2 separate regions of the Homo sapiens genome follow, and region 1 is linked to region 2. The links are chromatin contacts, found by Hi-C or POLR2A ChIA-PET in ENCODE. All regions are on one chromosome and are shown on one strand. Each heading gives the region's core, a stretch centred on a gene start or an enhancer-like site at or near the end of the contact. The rest is flanking DNA. Distances are from core to core; before and after follow the strand shown. Region 1 holds the start of PSMD9 (proteasome 26S subunit, non-ATPase 9). Region 2 holds the start of ANAPC5 (anaphase promoting complex subunit 5).

Evidence for each region. Hi-C counts contacts between places; a loop is a spot of excess contacts on that map. ChIA-PET counts read pairs that join two places held with the same protein, here RNA polymerase II (POLR2A). Pooled maps may share reads with other maps.
Region 1: a map of B cell shows a loop between it and region 2 (30-fold over the local background). The contact joins the promoter of PSMD9 here to the promoter of ANAPC5 in region 2. A Hi-C loop is called at or near these places in 3 of 168 maps with a recorded cell type or tissue (B cell, CD4-positive, alpha-beta T cell and naive thymus-derived CD4-positive, alpha-beta T cell), 2 of 37 single-sample maps with no recorded cell type and 9 of 50 pooled maps. POLR2A ChIA-PET finds 5 or more read pairs at or near these places in 1 of 52 experiments (A549).

What each region holds. Positions count from the first base shown.
Region 1 is chr12:121,887,493-121,894,025 of GRCh38, reverse strand. PSMD9 (proteasome 26S subunit, non-ATPase 9) reads right to left here and starts at 5,236. Exons shown (of 6, transcript NM_002813.7): 1 at 5,032-5,236. The coding sequence starts at 5,169. It also overlaps a transcript of HPD not described here. RefSeq lists enhancers at 4,352-4,965, 4,933-5,332, 4,966-5,579.
Region 2 is chr12:121,347,939-121,354,821 of GRCh38, reverse strand. ANAPC5 (anaphase promoting complex subunit 5) reads left to right here and starts at 2,411. Exons shown (of 17, transcript NM_016237.5): 1 at 2,411-2,688. The coding sequence starts at 2,482. RefSeq lists enhancers at 635-1,308, 1,309-1,984, 2,409-2,668, 2,661-3,336.

The DNA.
Region 1 (6,533 bases), core at 3,987-6,486, 540 kb before region 2:
GGGCATCCTTAGCTGAGACCTTCTCCTCTCTAAGCCTCAGCTTCCTCAATTATAAAATGGGAATAGGAGCACTCGCCTCCCTCCCTACCTGCTGCAAGAACTAACGAGCTGACCTGCAGAGTACTTAGCACATGCCACGCGCATACACAGCATAGTGGGTTGAAGAGCGGCCCCCAAAAACAGATAACCACGAGCTAACCCCCAGAACCTGTAAATATGACTTTATTTGAAAAAGAGTCTTTGTAGATGTAATTATGTTAAGGATCTCGAGATAAGCTCATCTGGTGGCTGGTGTCCTCATAAAAGAAAGGCAGAGGTAGGTGTGGGACAGACACAGGAGGAAGGCCACATGAAGATGCAGGCAGAGGTTCAAGTGACACAGCTGTAGGCCAAGGACCGCCAGCAGTCACCAGAGGCCAGGAGAAAGGCTTGGGAGCTTCTCTCTCAGAGCCTGCAGAAGGAGCCAACCCTGCTGACACCTTGATTTCAGACTTCTGGCCTCCAGAGCTGGGACAAAGTAAATTCCTGTTTTAAGTCACCAACTCTGTGGTGTTAAGGTGGCCTCAGAAAACGACTACGCGCAGAAGTCATAAATAGTGGCTGTAAGGATTAGTCAGTCCAGGGACAAGCTGCCAGTGTACACAGGCACTGAGAAGAGGGATTCCATTCATTTTGCTCCCTTTCTCTCTGGAAGCCTCCGGGTTACACCCAAACCTACTGTCCACTGCGCAGGGAGATAGTTCTCCACACTCCCCTAACACAGGACTCGCCGTGACACTGCAGAAATGCGCCAGGGGCTAAAAACCTGTATCTGCTCCTGCCTTCCCACAGTGGTTAAGGGTTGACCAGCCTTTGAGAATCAATATCACATTGGATAATGCTTCTCAAAGGATGGGATCCATAACACTAGCAGCTCACACACACGGCATTAAATAACCCTGAATCAAAAATACATATTCCTCTCCCAATTCTCTACAATCCTGCAATTGTCAAGGCAAAAGTGTCCATTTGGTGCTGGTCTCTGCAACACCCCAGTTACTTGCTATCTCTAGTACCCTCTGTTTTTATAACAGTTTTATTGAGATATAATTCAGATACCATATAACTGACCCATGTAAAGTGTAAAAGGTAATGGCTTTTGTGTTTGTATTGGTTTGAGACAAGATCTTCTGTTGCCCAGGATCGGGTGCAGTGGTGTGTTCATAGCTCACTGCCGCCTTAAACTCCTGGGTTCAAGCGATCTGTCTCAGCCTCCTAAGTAGCTGGGACCACAGGCACATGTCATCACACCTGGCTAATTTTTAATTTTTAATTTTTTTTTTTTAAAGACAGAGTCTCGCTCTGTTGCCCAGGCTAGAGTACAGTGGCGAGATCTTGGCTCACTGCAAGCTCCGCCTCCTGGGTTCAGGCCCTTCTCCTGCCTCAGCCTCCCGAGTAGCTGGGACTACAGGCGTCTGCCACCACACCCGGCTAATTTTTTTGTATTTTTAGTAGAGACGGGGTTTCACCGTGTTAACCAGGATGGTCTCGATCTCCTGACCTCGTGATCTGCCAGCCTCGGCCTCCCAAAGTGCTGGGATTACAGGCATGAGCCACCATGCCCGGCCTTTAATTTTGAATTTTTTGTAAAGATAGGCTCTTACTGTGTTGCCCAGGCTAGTCTCAAACCCCTGGCCTCAAGTGATCCTCCTGCCTCAGACTCCCAAAGTCCTGGGATTACAGGCATGAGCCACCACGCCTGGCCATTGACCATTTGTATTGACCATATTTTCTTTGGAGAAATGTTTATTCAGATCCTTTCCCTGTCTTCTAATTGGCTGTCTTTTTATTATTGAGTTGTAAGAGCTCTTATTATAGTCTAGATACTATCCTCTTATCAGAGAAATGATATGCAAATATTTTCTCCCATTCTGGAGCTTATCTTTTCATTTTACTATGCCCTTTGAAACACAGTTTTAAAGTTGAAGTCCAACTTATCATTTTTTCTTTTGTAGCTTGTGTTTTTGGTGCCATATCTAAAAAGGCTTTGCCTAATCCAAGGTCATGAAGATTTACTCCTATGCTTTATTATACGAGATTTATAGTTTTAGCTGTCCACTTCTTTTTTTTTTTTTTTTTTTTTTTGAGATGGAATCTCTGTCACCCAGGCTGGAGTGTCGTGGTGCAGTCTTGGTTCACTGCAACCTCCGCCTCCCAGGTTCAAGTGATTCTCTTGCATCAGCCTCCCGGGTAGCTGGGATTATAGATGTGTACCACCACACCTGGCTAATTTTTGTATTTTTCGTTGAGACGGGGTTTCACCATGTTGGCCAGGCTGGTCTCGGACTCCTGACCTCAAGCGATCCACACACCTCGGCCTTCCAAAGTGCTGGGATTACAGACGTGAGCCACCATGCCCAGTCTTTTTTTTTTTTTTCTTTTTTCTTGAGACGGAGTCTCGCTCTGTCACCCAGGCTGAAGTGCAGTGGCGCAATCTTGGCTCACTGCAAGCTCCACATCCCGGGTTCAGGCCATTCTCCTGCCTCAGCCTCCAGAGTAGCTGGGACTACAGGCGCTGGCCACCACGTCCAGCTAATTTTTTGTATTTTTAGTAGAGACGGGGTTTCACTGTGTTAGCCAGGATGGTCTCGATCTCCTGACCTCGTGATCCGCCCGCCTCGGCCTCCCAAAGTGCTGGGATTAGAGGCATGAGCCACCGCACCCGGCCTTTTTTTTTTTTTTTTTTTTAAAGAGACAGCATCTCACTCTGTCACCCACAAGAGAGTGCAGTGGTGCAATTATAGCTCCCTGCAGCCTCAACATTCAGGGTTCAAGCAATCCTCCTGCCTCAGCCTCCCAAGTAGCTAGGACTACAGGCATGCACCACCACGCCCAACTAATTTTTAAAAAAATTTTTTGTAGGCCTGGCGCGGTGGCTCAAGCCTGTAATCCCAGCACTTTGGGAGGCCGAGGCGGGCGGATCACGAGGTCAGGAGATCGAGACCATCCTGGCCTCAGGTGATCCACCCACCTTGGCCTCCCAAAGTGCTGGGATTACAGGCGTGAGCCACCAGGCCCGGCCCAAACCCACTTTTTAAAAACAAATATAGAGCACGGTTTCAGGCTGAAAGCTTTCAGCAAGCAACAGCAGCTAGCCAGAAGCAACCAACATGCCGTATCAACATGCAAAGCATCTGACCTTATATTTAAGAGAAGAGATTATCATTTTCCATATGCAGCGGAGTTTTGAAATTTCCTTTTAAAATACATTTATGGGCAAGGCACTGTGGCTCATGCCTGTAACCCCAACACTTTGGGAGGCAGAGGCAGGAGGACTGCTTGAGCCCAGGAGTTTCAGACCAGTCTGAGCAAGCAACATAGTGAGACCCCATAGCTACAAAAAATACAAAAATTAGCTGGGCGTGGTGGCACGTACCTGCAGTCTCAGCTACTTGGGAGGCTGAGGTGGGAGGATTGCTTGACACCAGGAGATTGAGGCTGCAGTGAACCAAGATGGTGCCACTGAACTCCAGCCTGGGCAACAGAGCGAGACCCTGTCTCAATAATAATAATAACAATAATAATACATTTATATAAGATTAAAAGTAGATCTATTTAAATAAAAATATCAAAGGAATAACACAAGTGGTATATGCATATAGTATACTGCATGTGGTAGAAAGTAAACTAAAGTTTGAGAAATTGCTGGTAATTTGCTTGAAAGCACAGGTTCTGAATGTAACAGACCTGAAGTCTGAATCCCACTTTGAGCATATAGTCAGCACCCAGTAAAATGGTTCTCTGGCCCTCCGTATGAAACTTCATCTTATGGCCGGACGCGGTGGCTCACGCCTGTAATCCCAGCACTTGGGGAGGCCAAGGTGGGCGGATCACCTGAGGTCAGGAATCCAACACCGGCCTGACCAACATGGTGAAACCCTGCTTTTACTTAAAATAAAAAATTAGCCTGGCGTACTGGCGCTCGCCTGTAATCCCTACTACTCGGGAGGCTGAGGCAGGAGAATCACTTGAACCCAGGAGGCAGAGGCTGCAGTGAGCCGAGATTGAGCCACTGCACTCCAGCCTGGGTGACAAAGCAAGACTCCGTCTCAGACAAAAAAAAAAGAAACTTCATCTTACATCACCTAAAATGCATTCCATCCCACCCTACTTGGGCATAATTAATTGCATCTTCCTCTGCAAACTGATCTGTGATTTTACACTAGATGGCATAAGAAAACCTGCATCAGCTTTTGAGCCAGACCCACCACTGCCACTTCCGAACTACATGACCTTAGATAGGCGTTTGCCCCACTCTGGGCCTCAGTTTCCTCCTTATGCAATAAGGATGATGAGCCTTATTTGTAACTCAAAGTTCGGTCCTTAGACCACTAGCATCAGCATTGCTGGGAGTTTGCTACAAATGCAGAATCTGCTCCCTTGCCTCAAACAAAATCTGCATTTTAATAAGATCCCCAGGTAATTCATATACACACTGAAGTTTAAGAATTCACGATACAATCAGCAAATGCCGGGTGCAGTAGCTCACGCCTGTAATCCCAGCACTTTGAAAGGCCGAGGTGGAAGGATCGCTTGAGGCCATGAGTTCGATACCAACCTGGGCAACACAGTGAGACTCTGTCTTTACAAAAAGTACAAAATTAAGATAAGGCAGTCAGCGAGGCACATGACAGCTGTTTAATCACCAAGTAACACCTGTTTCCCCCTCCCTAAAATGGAAAGAGTAACAGCATCCACCTCAAAGGGTTGTTGCAAAGATTAAATTAACTCAACAATGCACAGCACTTAAACCAGCGCCTAGCACACAGCAGGGCTCCACAAACTCTTGCTGGATATCAATATGGCTAACTCTTCAGTTGCTAAAGTTCTTTGCCTGCCTTCTTGTGCCGACAGAGGCCGCACTTGCGGCGCCTTGGGCCTCCCAGGGAGATCCGTTGCGGAGCGCCCAAACTGAGGCCGCCCTGGCATCCCAGTACCCCAGGGACTCCGGGCCGGGTTAGGCGACTTGGGGCGCCCCGAACCCACACTCACGCTTTCCAGCACGTCATAGTTGGCCTTGATCTGCGCTTCTATCTCCTCCTTGCGCCGCATCAGCTCCTGGACGTCGCTGACAGTCACGACGCCGGCCTGCGAGGAGCCTCCGCTCTGCCTCGCTTCCTCGTCGGACATCGTGAACCCCGGGCCGCGACTCCAGAGACCCGGCTCCCGGGCTAGGGACGACGCCCCAGTCGACCGTAACTACGGCTCCGCCCATGCGCCAAAACACCACAGCCGTCCGCGAACGCGAGAACAGTCAAGGGGCGGGGCTTGGGATGGGGCTTAGGGCGGAGCTGGGTCACCGGAAGCCGCGCCCTGCCGGAACACGTGCGCCTGTGGTGACCCGGCAGGAGTAGCGTCGGAAGCAATGGATCCCCACGCAATTGCACACCAACGCTAGGGGATGATCTCGCCCCAGCTGACTCATTTTCTCATTCGTGCAGCAGACATTTATTGAGCGCCTACTGTATGGATGGATACTGTACGCCAGAGAACCGCTGCGTGGCGCTCCAATTCAGTTCTTCACATCCACACAGCCCTGGAGGATTTACAAAATACATTAAGGTTCCTTATCCCTCACTTTACAGATCCGATATGCCTGAGTACACACCCCGTATCTTGCCACTTAACGGCAATCTGTGTGACCCTAGGTCACTACTTGGCTTCTCTGGGCCTCAGTTTCCTCATCTGTAAAATGGGGCAGTAATTGATAGCAATCTATCTCATAGAGCTGTCCTTCTGCTAACAAATATTCATGGAATGATTCCTATGAGCCATATACTGTTGAAGGTGCTGGATGTTCCTGTTAAGGCCTCTAAAAATCGTAGTGATAATAATAACGGTAACAGTGTTTATTTATTGATACTTATAATGTGCCAGACGCTGTTCTAAATGCCTTACATATATTAATTCAACAACCTCATGAAGCTAGATTATTACATCCCAATTTGACAGCTGAGAAAACCGTCTCAATAACCAATTTACCCAACTAGCAAAATGTGAGGCCAAAATTCCAACCCAGCTTACCTAAACAATCAACTTTGATATCTGACCATGTGCCTCTAATATTTTGTCTTGAAAAGGGCTCAGCGGTCATCTGTGTAGTATTCAAACATGTTTGCCCTGAATCTAATCATTGGAAAACAGACATATCCAAAAGAAGGGACATACTTCAAAACAACTGGCCTGAAAACTTCAAAAAAAGTCAATGTTGTGAAATACACATGGGGAATAAGGGGTGGGGGACAGAGAAAGGAGGCGGATATGCAATTGCCTAGATTTAAGAACACTAAAGATGTGCATCAACTAAATGCAATGGGCCAGGTGTGGTGGCTCATGCCTATAATCCCAGCACTTTGGGAGGCTGTGGCAAGCAGATCATTTGAGGTCAGGAGTTTGAGACTAGCCTCGCCAACATGGTGAAACCCTGTCTCTACCAAAAATATAAAATATTAGCCGGGTGTGGTGGCACACACCTGTAATCCCAGGTACTCAGG
Region 2 (6,883 bases), core at 1,162-3,661:
ACCTTATTTATGGTATACACATATGCAAAAATATCCTAAAGAGCTGGGAGATTGTAAGTATGCTTTTTCATTAATAGAGTGAGGCATAAAAATAAACCGAGGCAAAGAAAGAGGTTAAGTGAGTATTAAATTCCTGGCAAAAGCCAGCTTCTCCTTTCACAAATAAAAGATAGTTATATAATAATTATGTATGGTAACTAAAACATACAGAGTTCTCAAGATAGGAAAGCTTGTATTACAAGATATCAATGTCTTCTTTTTTGATAGCATCATTTAGCTTATACATATCTGCCTTCTTTTTTGTTTTTGTGAACTAATAATGCATATTCATTCATTATTCATTAAACAAATAGCGATTGAGAAAACAAAAACCAGGCATGAGGCTGCATGCAGTGGCCCATGCCTTTAATCGTAGCAATTTGGGAGGCTGAGGCAGGAGGATCACTTGAGTCCAGGAGTTCGAGACCAGCCTGGACAACATCGCAAGACCTCGTGTCTACAAAAAATAAAAAAATTAGCCATGCATCCAGGCACAGTGGCTCAGGCCTGTAATCCCAGCACTTTTGGAGGCGGAGATGGGCGGGTCACCTGAGGTCAGGAGTTCAACCAGTTCAAGACCAGCCGGGCCAACATGGTGAAACCCCATCTCTACAAACAATACAAAAATTAGCCGGGCGTGGTGGTGCGTGCCTGTAGTTCCAGCTACTCGGGAGGCTGAGGCAGGAGAATTGCTTGAACCCGGGAGGTAGAGATTGTAGTGAGCCGAAATCGAGCGACTGTACTCCAGACTGGGCGACAGAGCAAGACTCCGTATCGGGAAAAAAAAAAAAAAAAAATTAGCCATGCATGGTGGCACAAGCCTGTAGTCTCAACTACTCGTGAGGCTGAGGTGGGAGGATTGCTTGAGCCTGGCATTCCTGAGGGCGAGGGGGTCTCCTGCCCTGCTCATGTCTAATTACCTACTTTAACTGGAGGCTGAGGTTGCAGTGAGCCGTGAGCGTGCCACTGCAGTCCAGCCTCGGTAGCAGAATGAGAGAGAGAGAAAGTATAATTTAAACAAACATAAAAATGGGCACAAGGCAGGCCGGGCGCGGTGGCTCACGCCTGTAATCCCAGCACTTTGGGAGGCCGAGGCGGGAGGATCACGAGGTCAGGAGATTGAGACCATCCTGGCTAACACGGTGACACCCCGTCTCTACTAAAAATACAAAAAATTAGCCGGGCGTGGTGGCCGATGCCTGTAGTCCCAGCTACTCGGTAGGCTGAAGCAGGAGAATGGCGTGAACCAGGGAGGTAGAGCTTGCAGTGAGCAGAGATCGCGCCACTGCACTCCAGCCTGGGCGACAGAGGAGACTCCGTCTCAAAACAAAACAAAACAAAACAAAAGGCACAAGGCACAGTGTGTGCATGTGGATAGCCAAAGTTGAATGGTATGTGGTTTTTCTTTCAAGGGACATAAAGACTAATAGGGATACCAGATCATTAATAATAATTCAGGGTATAGAGAACTAAGTGTCTTGGGAGAGGTACAGATGAACGGAAGGGGAATTGTGAAAAATCAGGTTCAAAATGTTGGCTGGGGATTGCTTTTGGAGGGCTTTGAAATGCAGAGTATAGATTTTGTAGTTTATTAGGTAGGAAACTGACTCAGCACATGGAGGTGATGTTGCTAATGTTCTATTTCACGTAAGGATACACGACCACTGGCAACCTGATCTGGCTGTCTGCAAATGGCATTTGTGAAACGCTGAAGAAAAATCTCATGTTCCTATCTTTAAAAAGACAGAGTTAAACTCCTAAACATTTGAGTTTAAAAGTAACATAATAAATACATACTTTAAGGGTGCAAATTTAATTTCGGTACTTTTAAACACAATCATTTAAACATTCTATTTGAACTATTTTCAAATTACATGAACAAGCCAGGCGCGCTGCCTGTAGTCCCAGCTTCTCGGGAAGGCGGGAGGATCGCTCGAGCCCAGGATTTGGGAGGGTGCAGTGCTCTTTGAGGGCGTCTACGAATAACCACTGCCCTCCAGTCTTGGTAACATAGCGAGATATCGTCTCAAACAACAACAACGACAACCACCACCACCACCACCAACAACAACAACCAACAACAAAAAAACCACTTTGGGAGCTCCTCAGTCCCTTCAGCCCCGACCCCAAGCATCGACTTCCCCTCCCATCCGGTCCCTGTCCACGTAGCCTGGGAACCTGCTCCCACTCGGCAAAAGTTTCTGTAGGGAGTCAGTCTTTTGGTGCACCCCTCCCCGCACTCTTGTACATTCTGACTGGCTGTCGCTCTCCCATGTGCTCTGACAGACTGCTCTGATTGGTTAACAAATGCCGCGAGCACGCGGATGTCTGTTTCCTGGGATATTGTGAGGGCGGGCGGAGATGTAGACCCGGTAGTGTTGTGCCTTGTGGTGACAACTGGCGGCAGCGCGCCGCGGGCCCGAGACTTAGTCTCGGGCCGCCATGGCCAGCGTCCACGAGAGCCTCTACTTCAATCCCATGATGACCAATGGGGTTGTGCACGCCAATGTGTTCGGCATCAAGGACTGGGTGACGCCGTACAAGATCGCGGTGCTGGTGCTGCTGAACGAGATGAGCCGCACAGGCGAGGGCGCCGTCAGCCTCATGGAGCGGCGGAGGCTCAACCAGCTGCTCCTGCCCCTGCTGCAGGTGAGAGGCGCCCGCTGGCTCCTGCTCGTGCAGCAAACTTTTACTGAGCATCTGCTCTGTGCGGAACCCTGGGCTTGGGGACACTCGTGTCCATCAGATACTCTCCCTGCCTGGAGGAACGTGAAGAAATAAAGATAGCTACTACCGGTAGCTAACACGTACTGAGCGTTTACGGTGGGCCAGGCGCTTTACATGCATTTTTTTTTTTTGCAAGTTCATGTCTGGCTCCAGTATTTATTAGCTGAGAGTTAGAGTCTCAGATCCTGTATCTTCTTTAAAATGGGGCTATACAATAGAGCGTTGGAGACACAGGGATAAGTCATACAGGCTCCCTATCCTAGAGGACCGTAATAAACAGTAAAAATGCCATAAAACCGGGCCGGGCGCAGTGGCTCACGCCTATAATCTCCGCACTTTGGGAGGGTAAGGCGGGTGGATCACGAGGTCAGGAGTTCGAGACCAGCCTGACCAACGTAGTGAAACCCCGTCTCTACTAAAAACACAAAAAATTAGCTGGACGTGGTGGCGGGCACCTGTAATTTCAGCTACTCGGGAGGCTGAGGCAGGAGAATCGCTAGAACCTGGGAAGCGGAGGTTGCAGTGAGCCGAGATCGCGCCACTGCACTCCAGCTTGGGCGACAGTGCAAGACTCCGTTTCAAAAAAAAAAAAGGCATAAAGCCAAGGACGAGCACTGATTGAATACTTAACTGTGTGCTAAGCACTTTACTTAAAATTTGTTTTAAATTATTATTATTTTTTTGAGACAGGGTCTCGCTTTGTCGCCCAGGCTGGAGTGCAGTAGTGTGATCGCGGCTCACTGCAGCCTCGACCTCTCAGGCTCAGGTGATCCTCCCACCTCAGCCTCCCAAGTAGCTGGGAGTACAGGCGCGGGTCACTACGCCCAGCTAATTTTTTTGCATTTTTTGTAGAGACGGGATTTTGCCATGTTACCCAGGCTGGCCGGGAACTCCTGGACTCAAGCAATCCTCCCGTCTGGTCTCCCAGAGTATTGGGATTACAGGAGTGAGCCACTGCGCCCGGCCGTCATGTGTTATTTCATTTTGCAGACACAGGTTTAGCTCAGATAATTAAGTTCCTTAATTCATTTGGGTCTCAGTTTTCTCTCTGTAAAATGGGAACAATAGTAGAAACTGTTACTAGCATGTAGTAAATGCTCAATATTACTAGAATTTTCATTTTAGTGTGTTCACATATGGCATATACCTTCCCCTATATCAGTTGTGGTTTTTCCATTTATATTCATGGTTACGTGAGTGATGGCCTTCTCTCCCATTAGACGGTAACCTCCACCAGCTCAGTACTTAGTCCTGTTTTTGTTTACTGGTACATCCCCAAAGCCTCCTAGAATGCCTGAGTAGTTTTTTGTAAAATGAATGAAATGCGATAGAGGTGGATGAGTGCACTCATGGAGAGGATTTTTTTTTTTTTTTTGAGACGGAGTCTCGCTCCGTCGCTCAGGCCAGAGTGCAGTGGCACGATCACGGCTCACTGCAGGCTCCGCCTCCCGGGTTCACGCCATTCTCCTGCCTCAGCCTCCGGAGTAGCTGGGACTATAGGCTCCCGCCACCACGCCCGGCTAATTTTTTGTATTTTTAGTAGAGACGGGGTTTCACCGTGTTAGCCGGGATGGTCTCGATCTCCAGACCTCGTGATCTGTCCGCCTCGGCCTCCCAAAGTGCTGGGATTACAGGCATGAGCCACCGCGCCCGGCCCGAGGATTTCTTACAGAAAGTGTGAAGCTGTGCCTTGATGGATAAGCATTGTCTGTTGAGTAACAGTGATGGCAGAAACAGATCTGGGTCCCTGGGCCTCTATATTATGGGATCTTAAAAGATAAACCTAATAAAATTAGTGTCTAGAGTTGCATTTATATTCCTTAGTATAGTTTATAAAGGCTTTTTTAAAAAATTTATCACTTGTATTTGTGGGTGAGGGGCATGGGAAGAGGGGAGAACTGAGGACACCATGGTCAAGAGACCTACCCAGTTAAATAAAAGGGATGTCTTTATAACTTGTGGCTCCCAGGGCTAGCCACGTCTGCTATTACTATAAATGCATTTCCCTCCATTATTAAAGTTATAATACTAAAATTTTGGTAAATAAAAGGCCGGGTGGGATCACACCTGTAACCCCGGCACTTTGGGAGGCTGAGGTGGGTGGATCACTTGAGGTCAGGAGTTCGAGACCAGCCTGGCCAACACAGTGAAACCCCATCTCTACTAAAAATACAAAAAAAAATTAGCCGGGCATTGTGATGTGCGCCTGTAGTCCCAGCTACTCGGGAGGCTGAGGCAGGAAATCATTTGAACCCAGGAGGTGGAGGTTGCAGTGAGCTGAGATCACATCACTGCACTCCAGCCTGGGCATCCGTCTCCAAAAAAAAAAAAAAAATAGAAACAGTGATTCTGGTCTCTTAACTCTCACCTTCCTGCTCATGTTGTTTTTTGCTGTTTGGAATTCTTTCTGGTTTTTAACCTGGCTAACTACTATATAGTTATTTTATTTAATTTTTTATTTTTAAATTTATTTTTTTTTTAATTTTTTTAGAGTGGTGGGATCTCACTCCCTCAGTCACCTGGGCTGGAGTGCCGTGGTGCGATCCTAGCTTACCATAGCCTCCACCTCCCAGGCTCAAGCTGTCCTCCTACCTCAGTCTTCTAAGTAGCTAGGACTACAGGCACCTGCCACCATGCCTGGCTAATTTTTAAATTTTGGTAGAGATGTAGTCTCCCTATGTTGCTCAGGCTAGTCTTGAACTCCTGGGCTCAAGGGATCCACCTGCCTCAGCTTCCCAAAGTGCTGGCATTACAGGCATGAGCCACCACACCTGGCCCCCTACTGTATAGTTTTAATCAAAATGTATGTAGAGTTCATCTAGTAGCATCCCAGCCAGACCTCAACTCCTTTACTAACTGTTTGATTTCTTAAATTAGTTAATTTTTGGCTTGGTGCCTAGACTTTGGGAGGCCAACGTGGGAGGATCACTTGAGCCTAGGAGTTCAAGAGCAGCCTGGGCATGGGATTTCACCATGTTGTCCAGGCTGGTCTCGAACTCCTGACCTCAAGTAATCTGCCTGCTTCAGCCTCCCAAGGCGCTGGTATTACAGGCGTGAGCCACTGCGCCAGGCCCCAAATGGTCTTTTTAATGGCTGCATTATATTTCACAGTAAGAAAAGCAACATAATTCAACTCTGTATTATAAATTAAGTCTTTATTGGACTTACAGGCTCCTTTCAGTTTTTCTTCATTTCAAACAATGTATGCCAAAATAACTTCCCTAGAAGTGCAATTGCTGGGTTATCCACATCTAAAGTTGGCATATATGCAGTCATCTTATTCTCTGAAAAAGAGTCTAAATTTAGTTTTAAATCTCAACTAGACTGTAATCTTCTTGGTAGCTGAGGTTGCATACTCTTTATTCCTTGTGGTACTCTTTTTTTTTTATTGGAGACGGAGTCTTGCTCTGTCGCCCAGGCTGGAGTGCAATGGCGTGATCTTGGCTCACTGCAACCTCCACCTGCCAGGTTCAAGCCATTCTCCCGCCTCAGCCTCCCAAGTAGCTGGGACTACAGGTGTGTGCCACCATGCCTGGCTAATTTTTGTGTTTTTAGTAGAGACGGGGTTTTGCCATGTTGGCCAGGCTGGTCTTGAACTCCTGGCTTCAGGTGATCTGCCCACCTTGGCCTCCCAAAATGTTGGGATTATAGGCATGAGCCACTGTGCCCGGCCTCTCGTCATACTCTTTATAGACTTCAGCACATAGTATGTCTGCCTACCTTACAAGGTTTGGGAGAAGATCAAATGAGATTGTGTTTGTGAAAAATAGTATTTGTATAGTGTTTTCCAGTTTACAAAGCACTTTGTATTATCTTATTTAATCTTTGCCAAAAACAAGGGAGATATTATTATCTCCATTTTACTGATGAAGGAAACTAGAACTCAGAGGTCACAATTTTGCAATGATTACAAAGCTAAGAAGGAAGGAACAGTGGATCCTCAGACTATAAATCCTATGCTTTTTTTCTATTTTAGACCATTCCACTGACTAGACAAAAATGGTATGCAAATGTGAAGTATTACTTTAGTGTTTTAGGTAGATAGAAAAATCCTTATTTGCATGTTTGGAGTGATTATTAAAGCAGAGGGGTTGATAAATGAATTTATGTTTGCAAT